Regions from separate parts of the Homo sapiens genome. Here region 2 is linked to region 1. A link is a loop called in an ENCODE intact Hi-C map of the cell type or tissue named here. Cell type or tissue: PC-3. All regions are shown on one strand. Links, peaks and the distances in the headings refer to the core of each region. The heading gives the core; the rest is flanking DNA.

Evidence for each region. Peaks named below come from ENCODE experiments on the same cell type or tissue, not always from the same donor. Only the 100,000 strongest peaks of a DNase experiment are listed, where the experiment ranks them.
Region 2: a loop joins it to region 1, with 3 times the contacts of the local background. A loop is called at or near these places in 1 of 110 quality-filtered maps.

What each region holds. Positions count from the first base shown.
Region 1 is chr1:180,363,822-180,366,739 of GRCh38, reverse strand. The region is part of intron 6 of ACBD6 (acyl-CoA binding domain containing 6); the gene reads left to right. Among named protein-coding and RNA genes, the nearest start is that of MIR3121, 73 kb to the left of the region's middle. In PC-3, for the core only: a CTCF peak has its summit at 1,487 (motif pointing left); no DNase peak of the experiment used is centred there; H3K27ac peaks cover 580 bases.
Region 2 is chr1:180,275,929-180,278,846 of GRCh38, reverse strand. It overlaps LHX4 (LIM homeobox 4), which reads right to left. Exons shown (of 6, transcript NM_033343.4): 6 at 1-2,918. It also overlaps a transcript of ACBD6 not described here. Among named protein-coding and RNA genes, the nearest start is that of LHX4-AS1, 2.7 kb to the right of the region's middle. In PC-3, for the core only: no CTCF peak of the experiment used is centred there; no DNase peak of the experiment used is centred there; H3K27ac peaks cover 416 bases.

The DNA.
Region 1 (2,918 bases), core at 165-2,664:
TTCAGTGTAACTTTTAACCCATATTCCTATTCACAATTTTGTTTAATCAGTTATTTCTCTGTCATTTTTATATTGAATAGTCACTTCCTTTGCTAAGTTTATATCTGAGAATGAACAGCTGGCTCACAGTACAGTGTGAATCAAGTTCAAATTACTCTGAGTTCAGAGAACACCCAGTGTCATCTTATTTTTACATCTAACTGAATTATAGGACACTGTCAAAGTGTTATGACCTGCTATAGTAAATTGCTCCTTCTTAATGGTCCCCTGGCTACATTCTCTCTTGGTACTGCTATTAACCAGAAATTGTTGACATTTTGCACTATTGTAAGCTTGAAAACAAAAGAATTAGTTTTTATCCCCAGGAAAACCTACCGTCTTCACCATAAAGGTTTCTAAATGTCTAAGCTACCTACAACTGAATCATAACATTTTGTAGTCTAAAGTTGATGGTACCCTCAGAATTGAATTAATTCTGTAATTCTTTCAATTTTTAAAATGTCAGGCAATTCTTCCTCATTGAATTCAGGAAATTAGTTAATCATCTGCCTTAAAAGAACTAACTTGTTTGAATGTTGAACTGGTGGCTCATTGATGGTTTCTGAGATGTACTATTTAAATAAGTATGTGCATGTTATAAAATATATTTGGCTATGCCTAGTGTTGCTAAATTTTAAATGTTCTTTTAAATGTAACATTATAAGAACCAATTAATGATGAAGGAATTACACAGAATAACAAAATGCTTGCAAATGAGACCAAGCAATTTGCTTAGTTATACTAAGTAAACAGAGTAAGTTCTAGAAATGGTCAATATTGCTTTTGATCAAACTGATATACTCAGAGTGATTAATGCCTGAAAGATGGGAAAAAGATAAGAAAAAAAAGACTCTTCAAAGAAAAGTAATTTTTCCGTGAAATAATTATAGAATATGGAGCATATTTAAATATACTTATGGACCATATGCATGTATACATGTATAGAGATTGTTTATGCACAAATATCATCAGTAGAAAATTTGACGGCTATTGTGGACCGTAGGTAAACAATGAGATGGCAATGTAGTGTTGCTCTTACAAAGCAAATTTACTGCTGCCATTACAGTAATAGGAATATAATCTATAAAGGCCAGGGCAAAGTACTGTTATATACATAGCAATTATTAGGATGTAATTAATATAAAACATAAAGCTTAGATTTTTGTATTTCAAAAAGGATGTTGATAAATTTGAAGACTCCAGAGAAGGATTTTTTAAAATCAGTAGTTTGGAAATGGAGTTTTTGAGTAAAGTCTCATGGTCACAAAACAGTATAAGTCATGTGCAGCCCATAGATCTGTTTTTGTTTGACACCTGTAGTGTTAGTCCACAATTTATTTATAATTAACTGTCAGTTAATTTCATATAAAAGTACAGATTTTAGACTTCTCTTGAAAAATCTGCAAATATGGCAATCGTGGGCACGTTCTTCTATCAACTAGAGCTGAGTACCTACTGCCCTCTGTTGACAGGCTTTGAACTCTTCAGTTTCCCTGACCCAGTTGACCTCAGTCTTTTATATTTTTGCCTGAAGACTTTTGAGGAGTTTATAACCTTGTGTTTGGAAAGACTGTGTTTGGAGTCACGTTACCTGAATTCCAATTTCTATTCTGCCACTAACTATGACCTTGAATAAATAATAATTGTAAAATCTTAAAAGTAGGAATTGGCCAGGCGCGGTGGCTCATGCCCGTAATCCCAGCACTTTGGGAGGCCAAGGTGGGCGGATCACGAGGTCAGAAGATTGAGACCATCCTAGCTAACACGGCGAAACCCTGTCTCTATTAAAACTACAGAAAATTAGCCAGGCGTTGTGGCACACGCCTATAGTCCCAGCTACTCGGGAGGCTGAGGCAGGAGAATCACTTGAACCCAGGAGGCAGAGGTTGCAGTGAGCCAAGATCGCGCTACTGTACTCCAGCCAGGGCGACAGAGCAAGACTCCATCTCAAAAAAAAAAAAAAAGATAGAAAGGAATTTAAAGATCATCTGGTTCAACTCCCACCTAATGCAGGACTCCTCTCCACTAAATTTCCAAAAGATGGTTAAGCCAGCTAGCCTGTCTGAAGATTTCTGTTTACTTCACAAAATAGCCTATTCTGTTTCAGAAAGTGCTAATTATTAGAAATTTCTCCTACCTGTTAAATCTATGTCTGCTTACCTATAACTCACTCTCGTTTTAGTTCTGACTCTTAAAACTATGAAGAAAAGTTGTATCTCCTCCCTTCCAGGTGTCAACCGTTCTGTTATTTGAAGACAGTAGACATTTTCTTCCTAAGTCTTCTCCAGACTAGTTTCACCAACCTAGTGGCTCATTACTGAATCAATGTCCCTTTTTAAACATGTAACACTAAAAATGTACATTATATAAGATGTCTTATCACTGGTAGGGAACAGAGTAGAGCTGTAACTTAATAGATGTGACATCAAAGGCAAGGTGTCTGCCTTTACTGTTCCTCTTAAAGTGTAGCTTATTTGTAAAATGTGCTAGGCCATCAATAAGTGAATGGTTTTATAGCAAATCACTGTATAGATGTAGATATTATATTAGCCCAATATTAGCCAGACAAGTTATAGAGTTTCTTTGTAGACTTAGTGCCCAGTCTTTATTGTAGCATTGTTTTAAATATTTGCCATCCCTTTTTTTAAAAAGGTAAAGAAAAAGCAGGAAAAAAGGCTTAGACACATCTTGTATTCTTGTTGGTATCATGGCATTTGTCAGTGTGTTCATACTTTTTAATTTTCTAGTACTTGCCGACTTAATCCCATGAGCTTACTTCTAATATCAGTAAAGGGTATGAGCTGTCTATGTGGTTCAAGCTGCCACTTGAGGGTTTCTCCATTTTGTGGAGCTTTCTAATGGAATTCAAGGTTCTCTCT
Region 2 (2,918 bases), core at 254-2,753, 88 kb after region 1:
TTTTTTTTCTTTTTTTCTTTTTTTTCCCCAGGAAACGAGACTTCATTTCTCTTTAACTGTACAAAATTTACATTGTGAAGGATGAGGGCAACGATCCAGAGCTGAGGGGATCTGGGGCTTTGAGGTCTGATTGCAAGCTCAGAGCAACTTCTGGAATCCCGCAGCCCTGAACCTGCTTGTTTGGCCGAACACAGTCCTCAAGTGGGAAAGTTGGTGTGATTCTTGCCTCTCGGTGGGCAATAGATGAGAGTGGGGGTGTCCTTCCTCTGTTCACCTGTGCTCTGCCTCCCTAAGCAAAGGAATGCTTGGTGCACCTCCCAAACCTGCAGCTGTCTCCTTACCAGAGCTAGCAGCATGAAACTGTGCTTTTAGTGTGGTCCTACCAAGCAGAGTGTGGATGGGATGGCTTTGCTGAGCTCTCTCTTTTTGGCTCCAGTCACTCACTGTTTAGAACAGTTGGAGCAACTACTGCAAAAAGGGCCAATTGACCAATCCAAGAAAGAAGAGAGCCAGTGATGTGCTTTTCATTTAGCTTTCAGCATGCCCAGAGCCCTTCAGCAGCAGGCAATAAAACAAAACTCATTTCCGCTTAATTGAATTTTTCTTCATCTCACGGTTTCCAATTTTTAAAGTGCAGTGTTTAAAAATGAGCCTCCTCAGGCCTTCCAGACCCTGCTGGCTGGGGAGGTATGGTCATTATTTTCATGGTTATAACCAAGTTGTCAGTCGTGGCACGTGGAAGTGTAGGTGCAGAGAGTGGACTGTCATACAACACACAGCCTTTGCTCATCAGAAGCCTTGAGCCCCCTCCTGTAAAGAGGCAGTTGGAAATCACCAGTTTGAGCTTCTGAGATAGGAATGTCTTTTGTTTTACAGATTTCTTACACTTCCTTGCAAAGTGAGTTTAATGATGAAGATCTAATGGCCCAATTATCTTACTAGGTTTCATGTTTTACACTGCCCCCCCCCAAAAAAAGTTTAAGGACACTGCCAAATGGTTTTCTTGTGGCTTAATTTTTTCCTCTTTCCCTGATGTTTCACAGTATTCATTTGCAGGAACAGTGTTATCAATGATAGTTGATCTTTATTTTACGTTATATTCATAACTGTCAGATGAGACAAGAAAGAGAAAGCACAAAGACTGAGAGGAATTTGCCTGAGGTTGCATAGCAAGTCCTTGAAGGGCCAAGAACCTGACTCCCAACACTGATTTACCCATCGGGCCAGCTTCTTAGCCCTTAAATCTGGTATTTCCTCCATGGTTTCATTACGTTCCAACAAACAGAGATTCCTCCATAGCCCCTCAGTTTCCATTTTGCTTATACCAGTTACCACTGGAACTTGGGGTTTTAACTAATTTGCTCCTGGATTCAAGAGCTTCCTACTCTAAAGTCGACCAGCCAGGCACTGCAGATAATGGTTGCCTCTAGAAGGTCTCATTTCATTTTTAAAATTCATCCATGTCATTTTAGCAAGGGGGGAAACAGCTACCATGTAGCACCTTATACCCCATAATAGACTTCCAAGCAACAGAGGAGTGCCTCTAAGAGAAGCTAAAAGTAATGAATGCCCGGCTTTTCTCCATTTCCAAACCCCAGAAGAGTCCTGTCATGCAATGGCTCATTAGTGGCACCAGCCCACCCATAATGCTAACCCAACCTGTAGGGAGATCCATTTAAAATCTTAGACCTACTGTGGCTGTGCTTCTAAACAGGCAGCAGTGTTTGCTGCTTTCTGGGGAGGTGGCTCTGGAAAACAAAGCTCTCCTGGTTTTCAGGCCAGTGCTCTCAAGGGTTTTTCCAGCTAACCAGCCCTACTGATGCCAAAGAACTATTGACCTCGTCAACTGCTCACTGAGTTCCTCAAGAGATTTATTATATTATTAGTATAAATGAGGAAGGCCTCTCCTTCCACTATTGAACTGGGAATTAGTATGATTAACTTACAAAAACTGGTCAACTTACTTACAGTGATCTTAAACAGTGCTACACAGAGGAGGATGCCCCCCCCCCTTTTAAAAAGCCTGCTCTCCCCCACACTATACTCACCAAAAACTTCAAGGGCCTCTGAAATCCCATGAGTTGCTAAGCCAAATAGTCAACCTGCAACAGTGATCTGGGTGGGCAGCTTTTCATCTGGTTCATTGCCCAGCAGAGCCTTTTCTCCTGTGTATTTTAAGCAGCCTGCTAAGAAGGGTGTATTTAAAAAGCCATCCTCCAAAAAGACGACTGCATTTTCCTTTCCTCACATGGCATTTGTGTCTTCCTCCCCACCCCAGTGTTCATGATTGGAGAATTCCCAATAGCACAGAATTGGCTAGGATTAACACAACATCATCCATAAACATGGAACCTCAAGAGAAGTGTCTATGTTTGCAGACTTCTCAAGCAAAAATCATGACCACTGCAGCACACCAAAAAACGAGGGTACGCTATAAAATTGGTCAGAGAAGAGGGCCCGAAGGCTGATCCCGGAATTTACTGTTTTAAAGAACTTACTTAATTGAACTTAGTTTAGTCCTGGAAAAGGGCTTACAAAAGATGTAGCAGTCCAAGAGGAACTGTGTATTCTTCCTTTAGTCTGCCTATGACATGCCTAAGTCTTTGCAGTCCTCAAAAGGTGACCAACCATTCGTAGAAGGAAGGGTCCTTAGGGTCTCTGGCCCCATCACTTCATGTGATAGGCAATGCCTTCTCACCCTTTCCTACTCTGCTGATCTCATTTAAGAGAATGGGAGGCCAGAAGAAGCAAACACAGCTTCCCAGAGGGACAGGAATAAATTCCAGCTGGCTAAATTCCAGTTTGCACATGGAGAGCTTCCTGATGGTAGATGGGTGCACAAGGTGGGTGGGAGCTGCAGCACCATTCAGGACAGCGTTTCCCACAGCAGTGCAGTCTGTCGCAGGAGTGGCAACTCG